2 separate regions of the Homo sapiens genome follow, and region 1 is linked to region 2. Evidence: chromatin contacts called from ENCODE Hi-C data. All regions are on one chromosome and are shown on one strand. The core of a region is the stretch at or near the end of the contact, and the rest is flanking DNA. Distances in the headings are between cores, read along the strand shown.

The links. A loop is a pair of places that touch in the nucleus more often than their neighbours do. Pooled maps may share reads with other maps.
Region 1: a pooled map shows a loop between it and region 2 (18-fold over the local background). The contact joins the promoter of CCNC here to the promoter of UFL1-AS1 in region 2. A Hi-C loop is called at or near these places in 8 of 50 pooled maps.

What each region holds. Positions count from the first base shown.
Region 1 is chr6:99,567,405-99,572,893 of GRCh38, reverse strand. It overlaps CCNC (cyclin C), which reads left to right and starts at 4,234. Exons shown (of 12, transcript NM_005190.4): 1 at 4,234-4,398. The coding sequence starts at 4,367. It also overlaps the pseudogene TSTD3. RefSeq lists enhancers at 3,877-3,926, 4,047-4,336, 4,457-4,536.
Region 2 is chr6:96,519,449-96,524,711 of GRCh38, reverse strand. UFL1-AS1 (UFL1 antisense RNA 1) reads left to right here and starts at 2,998. Exons shown (of 4, transcript XR_007059687.1): 1 at 2,998-5,263. It overlaps UFL1 (UFM1 specific ligase 1), which reads right to left and starts at 2,906. Exons shown (of 19, transcript NM_015323.5): 1 at 2,762-2,906; 2 at 1,421-1,566; 3 at 302-330. The coding sequence starts at 2,838. RefSeq lists enhancers at 1,574-2,445, 3,112-3,301, 2,446-3,317, 3,318-4,189, 4,190-5,063.

The DNA.
Region 1 (5,489 bases), core at 2,985-5,484, 3.0 Mb before region 2:
TACTCTGAAACTAAGGAAGCCTAAGCTCCAGGCCTGTCACTTGCACAGCCCCCATGAGCACTGGGAGCTGCTGGGCATTTGGTGGAAGCAGAAACCAGGTCACAAACAGGAAGAGGTTCTATGTAGCACTTGTGGTAAATTGCCTAAAAGAGTTCACAGAAGGAAAGGACCTGAATTTCCACAGCTCTAGTAAGTTGTTGTGGCTCTTTTTGCATTCTAAATGTAGTACTCACTTTTCAACATAATTTTGTATCCGTAATGTTATATCAAAGCACATCCCCCAAATTCTATAAGAGATTTATACAAAGATGAAGGATCTCACTGTTTTGTAGGAAGAAGAGTGCAGAATTAGGTATAAAACAAAATTGCGGGGCACGGTGGCTCATGCCTATAATCCCAGCACTTTGGGAGGCTGAGGTGGGTGGATTAACTGAGGTCAGGAGTTTGTGACCAGCCTGACCAACATGGTGAAACCCCATCTCTACTAAAAATCCAAAAAAAAAAAAAAAAAAAAAAAATTATCTGGGCATGGTGGCAGGCACCTGTAATCCCAGCTACTTGGGAGGCTAAGGCAGGAGAATCGCCTGAAGCCATTGCACTCCAACCTGGGTGACAGAGCAAGACTCTGCCTCAAAAAAAAAAAAAAAAAAAAAAAGTGCTAGTCCAGTAATAGCAACAAAGTATAATAGGATCGCTTAGAATAAAACATTAGTAATACTAATTCGTTGCAGTATCCTTATCTTCTGGATGATGCCAGTTTCACAAAAACAAAACAAACCCTGAGAGAGTTGAAGAAATCCTGAATCTGTGAACTAGCCCATGGCCTGGAGTTTCTTAAGGTAGTGCCTTTTAAATATAAATATAAAGATAAATATATATATATTTTTATTTATTTTTTTTTTTTTTGAGATGGAGTCTCACTCTGTCGCCCAGGCTGGAGTGCAGTGGCTCGATCTCAGCTCACTGCAAGCTCCGCCTCCTGGGTTCATGCCATTCTCCTGCCTCAGCCTCCCGAGTAGCTGGGACTACAGGCGCCTGCCACCACGCCCGGCTAATTTTTTGTGTTTTTAGTGGAGACGGGGTTTCACCGTGTTAGCCAGGATGGTCTCGAGCTCTTGACCTCGTGATCCGCCCACCTCAGCCTCCCAAAGTGCTGGGATTACAGGCCTGAGCCACCGCGCCCTGCCAATATTTTCTATTGTGATCTGTAGTGTAACAGACAGTAGTGTTCATGAAGTATACTACACACTCGTTTACATTTCTCAGCTTTCTTTCTTTTTTTTTTTTTTTTGAGACAGAGTCTCACTCCGACACCCAGGCTGGAGTGCAGTGGCGCGATCTTGGCTCACTGCAACCTCCGCCTCCCAGGTTCAAGCGATTCTCCTGCCTGAGCCTCCCAAGTAGCTAGGATCACACGCATGCGCCACCATGCCCGGCTAATTTTTGTATTTTAGTGGAGACGGGGTTTCACCATGCTGGCCATGATGGTCTGATCTCCTGACCTCGTGATCTGCCTGTCTTGGCCTCCCAAAGTGCTGGGAGTACAGGCGTGAGCCACCGTGCCTGGCCTCAGCTTTCTTCACAGTTAAAAATTGGAGGCATGTGTCTATTCTGGTCAATGGCCCATGAGAGAAAGTGATTGGGTTGTTTCTGTTTCAAGGCTCTTAACCCTGGGTAAGAGTTAGTATGAGTCCTCTGTGCTCTCTCTAGAAAGATTTTAAACCTAGAAGTAAAGACCATCAAGATGGAGTAATTGAAGGATATATAAATATTACATTCTTGAAAATCTGGAAGACAACCACCAAGGAGAGCAAGCCGACTTTATGGGACTTTATGGGAGTGACGTATGACATGTAAAATACTTTGATGTTAAGCTATGCTGATTAGGGGTGGGGGTGGGGAGGTGTTACCACAATTTCACCTAGTGTAGCTTATCCAGACTAATTCATTCTTTTTTCTTTTTCTTTTTGGATTTGGAGTCTCACTCTGTTGTCCAGGCTGGAGTGCAGTGGCACAATCTCTGCCCACCGCAACCTCTGCCTCCTGGGTTCAAGCGATTCTTGTGCTGCAGCCTCCCGAGTAGCTGGGACTACGGGTGCACGCCACCACACTCCGCTAATTTTTGTATTTTTAGTAGAGACAGGGTTTCACCATGTTGGCTAGGCTGGTCTCAAACTCCTGACCTCAAGTGATCCGCCCATTTCGGCATCCCAAAGTGCTGGGATTACAGGCGTGAGCCACCACACCTGATGCAGACTAATTCTCACATACAAACAAATGCATTTCACATCTTGACTGTGTGTGTATATGTGTGTTTGTGTATGTATATACACACATATATAACTGAACCAAATTTAAATATAATATCCTTGCTATTTCTGATTTACCTAGTATTTTCTGTTCTATTTAGGAAAATGATTATACTTAATTTTACCACACCCTAATTGGTCTCCACCTACAATGTGAAAAATACTGTCTTAAGTTGCCTCAGATGCTGACTGTCTATAAACAAGTTTCTGGAGTGTCCAATTATTTAGAAAAATAATTATAAGTTTTACAATAAATGCATTGCTACAATGAAAATGAAATGGAAAATACAAAATATTTCGTCTTGTAAAATTAAATTATGGCTTTTTTTGCAGTATGTTTCTATTAGGTGCATACATGTACATACATGTGCATACATATATGCATGAATATTTTTAGATGTTCTGCAAAACTGTTGATTCCGCTGCTCTGTAAGTTTGCACTTTATCACTCCAAAATAACTCCATTAAGATCGCGGCCGAGATCTCGCCACTGCACTCCAGCCTGGGCGACAGAGCGAGACTCCGTCTCAAAAAAAAAAAAAAAAAAGATCGCGGCCGGGCGCGGTTGCTCACGCCTGTAATCCCAGCACTTTGGGAGGCCGAGGTGGGCGGATCACGAGGTCAGGAAATGGAGACCATCCTGGCCAACATGGTGAAACCCTGTCTCTACTAAAAATACAAAAATTAGCTGGGCGTGGTGGTGTGAGCCTGTAGTCCCAGCTACTTGGGAGGCTGAGGCAGGAGAATCGCTTGAACCTGGGAGGCAGAGGTTGCAATGAGCCTAGATAGCGCCACTGCACTCCAACCTGGGCGACAGAGCAAGACTCCGTCTCAAAAAAAAAAAAAAAAAAAAACCGCCTGATCCAGGCCGGGCCTGGTAGCCCACGCCTGTTAATCCCAGCATTTTGGGAGGCTGAGGCTGACGGATCACCTGAGGTTAGGAGTTCCAGACCAGCCTAGCGAAATCCCCTCTCCACTAAAAATACAAAGATTAGATGGACGTGGTGGCACGCGCCTGTAATCCCTGTAATCCCAGCTACCTGGGAGGCTGAGGCAGCAGAATCATTTGAACTGGAAAGGCAGAGGTTGCTGTGAGCCGAGATTGTGCCACTGCATTCCATCCTGGGTGACAGACCCAGACTCCGTCTCAAAAGTAAAAAACAGGCAGGGTGCGGTGGCTTACGCCTGTAATCCCAGCACTTTGGGAGGTTGAGGAGGGCGGATCACGAGGTCAGGAGTTTGAGACTATCCTGGCCAACATGGTGAAACCCTATCTCTACTAAAAATACAAAAATTAGCTGGGCATGGTGGTGCGCGCCTGCAGTCCCAGCTACTCGGGAGGCTGAGGCAGGAGAATCGCTTGAACTCCTGGAGGCGGAGCTTGCAGTGAGCCGGGATCGTGCCACTGCACTCCAGCCTGGAGACAGAGCAAGACTCCGTCTCAAAATAAATAAATAAATAAAGTAAAAAAAAAAAAGGAACACTTGATCCCTGAGAACAAAGTCATCTTCATTTATTTCTCTTTCCAATCACAGGAAAAATAAGTCACAAAACCTTGTACTTTATTACAATGCCACATTGTTCTGTTTTTGAAGTCCTGGAAGAGGTAATAACAGAACCCCGTATCTGAGCCACTTCGCCTAGGTTAGACCCACTCAGCAACTCCCGTGCTGAAGACAGGAGACCGAGCGGCTTGGGCCCCCGGCCAGAATTCTCAAGACGCTCTCGCGAGAGCCTTCCAACCGCCGCGAGCTCTCGTGAACACTAGTTCTCTTCAATCTCAGCACCTCCAAGGGTCAGCACCTCCCCTCCGGCTCCCTCCGCTACCGCGGGCCGGAACTTTTGTCGATAGGAACGGGTTTGCACAGTTGAGTGTTGTCGGCCGGCGTGAAGGAGACTAGGGGGCCATCCTCTTCCTTTCGCCGTCGCCGCCGCGGAGCGGAGTCGAGCCGAGCTGATTTGATCGAGGAGCGCGGTTACCGGACGGGCTGGGTCTATGGTCGCTCCGCGGGCCGCTCCGCCGGCTGGTGCTTTTTTATCAGGGCAAGCTGTGTTCCATGGCAGGGAACTTTTGGCAGAGCTCCCACTAGTAAGCGATCTTCCGTCTTCTCACCTGGGGCCGGTTTTTGGGGGAGCTGTGAGGACGGGGCCTGTGACTCCCCTGGGCCTGGATCCCAGCTCAGTTCCGAGTGCCGGGGTCCTCACGGGAGACCGCAGCGGTCAGAATCAAGATGCGCTTTTCTGAGGCGACTCCCCTCCCCGCCCCCAGCCCCAGTTTCGGGGAGGGAAGGATCTGTGAGGGGGAGGGGTGGGAGAGAGTTTCGTCTCCCGGGAAGGAACGTTTCGGAGTTTAATTTCGGATTCTTGGTTTAGCTAGGCCGCGGGGGGTCGGATAGAGTGGGCACAGGTACGGGAAGTGTGACTCAGCTCAAGACTGTGAGGCTACCTGTTCAGGACAGTTGTGGCGTGCTTTTACCTGGGGTTTCTTCGGGTGATCGGCGTCGTGGTCTTTTGTCATTCACTGTATATCTTGAGTGGATTTAATATTATGAGGAGAGGAGAGAGTCTGGCTTGTTTCTGCCTACTAACCGCTTCTTGCGCGTACTTTATGTCTAGATGGAGTTTTATATTGATAAGGTATAGGGCAGGTGCCCTCTAAATTTATCCATTTCATTAGCCTGTGCTTTATATTTTGTTTTAAAGGCCTATTTTTCCAGTGACTTTGTTTACCTGTTTCTTTAACCTTTTTCATGAATAAGTTCTTGTTTCTGTCAGTGACCATGTGAGAGCTAGAATAATATTAAAAACATTTATCCCTAAATACATTTGTTTAAGCAGGCAGGAAGGTGCGTTATGGGGTAAATTGAACATTTGAGTAGGCTTTCCACTGTATAGTTGAAAGATGAACAGAATTTGACAAGGTATCTTGGTATAATTTTTTATGCTAAGAAAGCATTAGTAAGTAATTTAAATTTCGATTCTGTGAATAGGATCTGTTCCTGATGTTCATTTTTTAGCCCTTTGCAAAGAGAAAAAAAGAAACAATGAACTCAGTAACCTATTTAAGGAAAAGCAGGTTTTCCTCTTGCTATAAAGTGATTCTGTGGAGATGACATGTTAAAGAAGCTTTACCACTGATCATATGTGTGTGTGTGTATATATATGTGTGTGTGTGTATGT
Region 2 (5,263 bases), core at 1,749-4,248:
ATAAAATAACTATGAGTTCATTTGGTAAAAAGTTAAGAATAAGAAAGCCAACTAGGGAAGAGTTGGCCAACTCTTTAATAAGGCCAACTTATTAAATCATTTCAATAAATCCGAATTTATTAAATCATTTTAATGTATCAGAACTTGTTAAATCAATTCAGTGTATCAGCGAGGCTTATATAACTATTTCTTTATAAACACTACACAAAATATGATACCAGCATTAGTGAATACTTGAACAAATTCACAGTATCAAAAAATTGAGAAAGTAAAGCAAAAATTTTATAAATTTAAAACCTACCTGTTGTAGATCAACAATGTTTACTCGACCTTTGAAGAAAAGACATTCATTTATTTTAAATGATCTATGCGTACATACCAACCCAAAGCTATAAATTCTAACATTTAAGTTTTGGTCAAAGTCCTGCATAGAACAGAGAGCCAGAATAATCAATGTCTTCAAATACACACCATTAGCTGATGGCTAAGTCTTCATGGCTGAAGCCATAAGCAATAACTTACTTTCAATTTTTTTTTTTTTTTTAAATAACATCAGGCCAATTATGAGCACCAACTGGCACACAAATTGGCTCTATCTATGAAGGGTATTCATTTCCCTTCACAATTCAGAATTTATCTACTGTGATCAAAGAGATATTGACAACTAAATTAAGATGAACTTTTTTTCAATTATTTGATACTAAAAGGTAGGCTTCTACATATCAGCATAAGAAAATCTGTTAAGTAATTCAAATTATAGCTCATATTTTAAAGGTACTATGAAGGAAAATAGATAAATAAAAAAAGACAAAGACCAATGTTACACTCTGATAATATGAAGAGAGGCTTTCATAATTGCTTCTATTTTAATCAAATAGTATTCAAATATGCTTGGTAGTCTGTTCAAATTTTAAGAAGACAAAGGAAACCAACTTTGTGCGTGTTTTTAACAGCATTTCATACAATATGATTGGTGTAGCACCACACTGGATTGAGTTACCTAATTTGTAAGTACAAGTAAGCCTTAAAAAGAAATACAGCCTTGATTTTCAAAAATCTATAATCCTGTAAGATACTGTCCCCCTTCACAATTACCACCTAATAAAAGGCAGCTGAATACCCTTCCCTGAGTCATGCAATAAATTAATGAATTGTAAAAAGAAACAATTAATTCATGTATAGTACACATAACTCAAAATGATAAAATATTTTAAGTGACAACATTTGAGTTCATTTAAATTATATGACCATGTTTGCATGAACCCAGTAAAAATATTAAGCCTGATTATCAAATTAACAATTGAAAACGATATCTTACAATCTATAATTTAGTATGCAATTACATGTTTACGGGTTTTGTTTGTTTGTTTTGCCCCTTCCAAAAATCCAAGAAAAAAAAAAACACTAAAGAATTACCTACCACCTCGGACATGTAGCTCATCTCTCATTTCTTTACTAATTTGGGCTGGAGTAATATATTCCTTTCCATCGAGTGTATGAACTACTTCTAGCTGTTTCTGAGCAATCAATTTATTAACAATCTCAATGCAGTTCCGCTCGGACAACCTGAGGGAAAGAAAAAAAGTTGTTTCAAAAGTCCACTTGAGACATTGGCGCTCAATAAAATTAATACAATGTATGAAAACAGGCTTTTAAAAAGTTTGTTTAGTCACTAACTTCTACATCACAATATCTGTATTTTTCACTAACTGATTCAATAAGTTAAAAAAAAACCTTTCAGAGTAAGTAGGTTTACATATGCTTAAATCATTTATTTAATTGGTACACATCATCCCATCACAAATTTCAAGTCTGTTGTCTCTTACAGGCCTGCTTCCAATCTTCAAATCTGAAGGGAAAATTGAAGACATTTATTTAGGTAGGAAAAAAGAAAAAACAAAACAAAACAAAACAAAAAATGCCCTAATTTCCAGTTTAATCAGAATTTTCTTTTAAATTAAGTGCATAATTGCCTCACTTACACACATGGTCTGCAAGCAGGCAGGGGATGTGGCCTAGTGAAACCATAACTTTTACCCACGTTAGTTACCCATGCAGTTACGAGTTTGCTATCAGTGGTAGAAAATACAGCATAAGGGGATTGCTGTCTTCCGGCTCAAAAGGAATAAAACATCGCAGGTAGGAAGTAGTCAAAGAATAGAAAGGCTTCTATTAGCGTTATTTTTAAAAAGCAGAGTTAGGCTCCTCTGGACACATCCTCCAAAGGTTAGTGGGCTTGTAGAAAATGTCAGTGCCCTGAATAACAGATGGGGTCAGGGGTCTAGCCCTAGGTCTGTTACGAGAGATAAAAGGGCAAGAAGTTTTAAGGATCAACATACTATTTGCCAAGTACTGTACTGGGGGCGGGGGTTAGCCTCTCCTTTCGAGCTCATTCTAGATCAGGAAGTGTATAATAGCCAAGATGTCACAGTGATTTGGTGGTTGGTGGGTGAGGGAGGGTCAAAGAAATGCTCAATAAAGGCAGCTCGAAATCACCGGCCCCGTCCATGGTGGGGCGGGGCGCGCCAGCATTTCGCTGCAGCTGGGCTGGGGGGCTCCAGGGCGTCCTAGGCTGAGGACTTTCCCGCCGAGCCTTGGACTTGGAACTGCGATCCAGGCTCGGGACAGAGGGAGGAGGAGAGAATGGTGACAAGCAGCGAGAAGACCCGGGATGCAGGGCCGCGGGTCTAAAGTCCCAGATACAGGCGTGTCCGCCCACGGCCTAATTTGGGCTCCACAAAGGAGAGGGAGGGTCGGGCACCTCTGCGTGGCCTCGGCGAACTGCGCCCGCTGGAAGTCGGCCGCCAACCGCCTAATCTCTTCCCAGGCGTCCGCCATCACGGCCTGACTCGCAGTAGACGCGGAGGAACTGCAGACACGTCAGCCGACAGGCGGTGGGAGAAGAGAGGCGGAACGGGCCGCGCAGAGGGACAAGAGGCTCCGCCCCCGACGCAGACACACCAAACGCTTGCGCCCGAGGCGCGGGGGGCGGGCGGAAGTGCCGTGGTTGTACCGCGGCGCTGGGGGTTCCTCCCGGCGAGACTGGCGGGGCTGCGGCGGCTAGGAGAGTGGTGCGTAGGTGTTTCTGGGGGGGTCGTGGGCAGGATGCAGGGCTCAGTAAAGTTTAGTGTCAGAACTTTGTTTGCGCTACCCCTAATATTTCCGTAGAGTAATAGTTGTATTAACTACTTTTCTTTTTTCTTCTGTCCTCCATTTGTTTTGGGGGAGGGTGCGGAGGAATAAGCCTGTGTCTAAGATTGGCGCCTCTCTTCTCTAGCTGTTAACTCTGAGCATTCCCTTTTGTATAGGGTATCGTGTTAATTTTTACATGCACCCAGAGCAGTCTGCCTTTTGGAAGATACATGGGAGACCCTACCGAAAGTAATTACTTTTTTTTTACAGAGTGAATAAATTTGCGTGTCATAAAGGCTGTATAATTGCTTTCGTGTCTAGAGTTCTAGAGTCTTTCGTATTTCTCTTATTGCAATGATTAACTTCATCAAATAATGAGGAATATAAACATAAGGTGCATGGCTATCAAGGAAACAGGGAAAGCAAAGAGAACATGTATCCTGCTTCCCTGTTGAGTAGATATTTACTCAGGTGTACCTTTCTTTTTTATATCTTTTTTATATCTTATGAATTGAAAATAAATCATGGGACCCCCAAATCACTAAGCTAAAGGGAAAAGTCATACTGGGAACTGCTTAGGGAATCCTGCCTCCCATTCTATTCAAAGTCACCCCTCTGCTCACTGAGATAAATGCATGTCTGATTGCCTCATTTGGAGAGGCTCATAAGAGAATGCAACTGTCTGTTATCTACCTATGACTTGGAACTTCCTCCCCACTTGGAGTTGCCCCGCTTTTCCAGATCAGACCAATGTTTATCTTACATATATTGATTGCTGCCCCATGTCTCCCTAAAATGTGTAAAACCAAGCTGTGCCCCAGCCACCTTGGGCGCATGTTGTCAGGATCTGTGCCATGTCATGGATGCAAGTTCTTAACTTTGGCTAAATAAACTTTCTGAGTTGATTGTGACCTGTCTCAGATATTTGGAGTTCATGTATCTCACTCTTTACTATTTAAAAAATATTATTCCAGTTAGAAAGAATGAATAATATCAAGTATTTGATAGCACAGCAGGGTGACTAGTTGTCAGAGGCGTTTGAACTAGAGCAACTCCATCTTGAATAGGGGCTGGGTAAAATAAGGCTGAAACCTACTGGGCTGCATTCCCAGGAGGTTAGTCACAGAGTGAGATAGAAGGTCCACAGGCAGGAAAAACAAGTCATAAAGACCTTGCCGATAAAACAGGTTGCAGTAGTGAAGCCAACCAAAACCCACCAGAAACCAAGATGATGAATACAGTGACCTCTGGTCGTCTTCACTGCTCATTATATGCTAATTATAATTCATTATCATGTTAAAAGACACCCCCACCAGTGCCATGACAGTGTACAGATGCCATGGCAACGTCTGGAAGTTACCTTATATGGGTCTAAAATGGGGAGGAACTCTCAGCCCTGGGAATTGCCTACACCTTTCCTTGGAAAACTTGTGAATAATCCACCCCTTGTTTAGCTGTAATCAAGAAATAACTATAGGTATCCTTAGGCCAGCAGCTCAAGCCGTTGCTCTGCCTATGGAATAGCCATTTTTTTTTTCCTTTGCTTTCTTTATAAACTTGCTTCACTTTATGGATTTGCTTTCAATTCTTTCTTGTATGAAATCCAAAAACCTTCTCTTGGGGTCTGGATTGGGACACCTTTCCGGAAGTACAGTCAATAATAATTCAATTGTACATTTTAAAAAACAAAGTACAAGTGGATTGTTTGTAACACAAAGGAAATGCTTGAGGTAATGGATACCACATTTACCCTGATGTGATAATTACATGCTGTATGCCTGCATCAAAATATTTCATGTACTCCATAAATATATACACCTACTATGTACCTACAAAAATTAAAAACTAAAAAATAAAAATATTCCTTTTAATCATATATTGATAGAGTTGGTAAAGGGGAGCTATTTCAATTTCTTTTCCATCTAAGTACATTACTGTGGGCAACTCAAATCCAATGCCATAAACGTAATTGTCTATTAAATTCCCCAGCTTTATTTAAAAGACAGGAACTCAGTCATAAAACCTTCCACTAAGTACTGCTAGAAAATGACAATGGCTACCTGATTATGGACCAAGAGGGAAAACACCAGAAGTCAAAGAGGTAGTTTGGAAGGTGGTAGGTAGTGTGGTT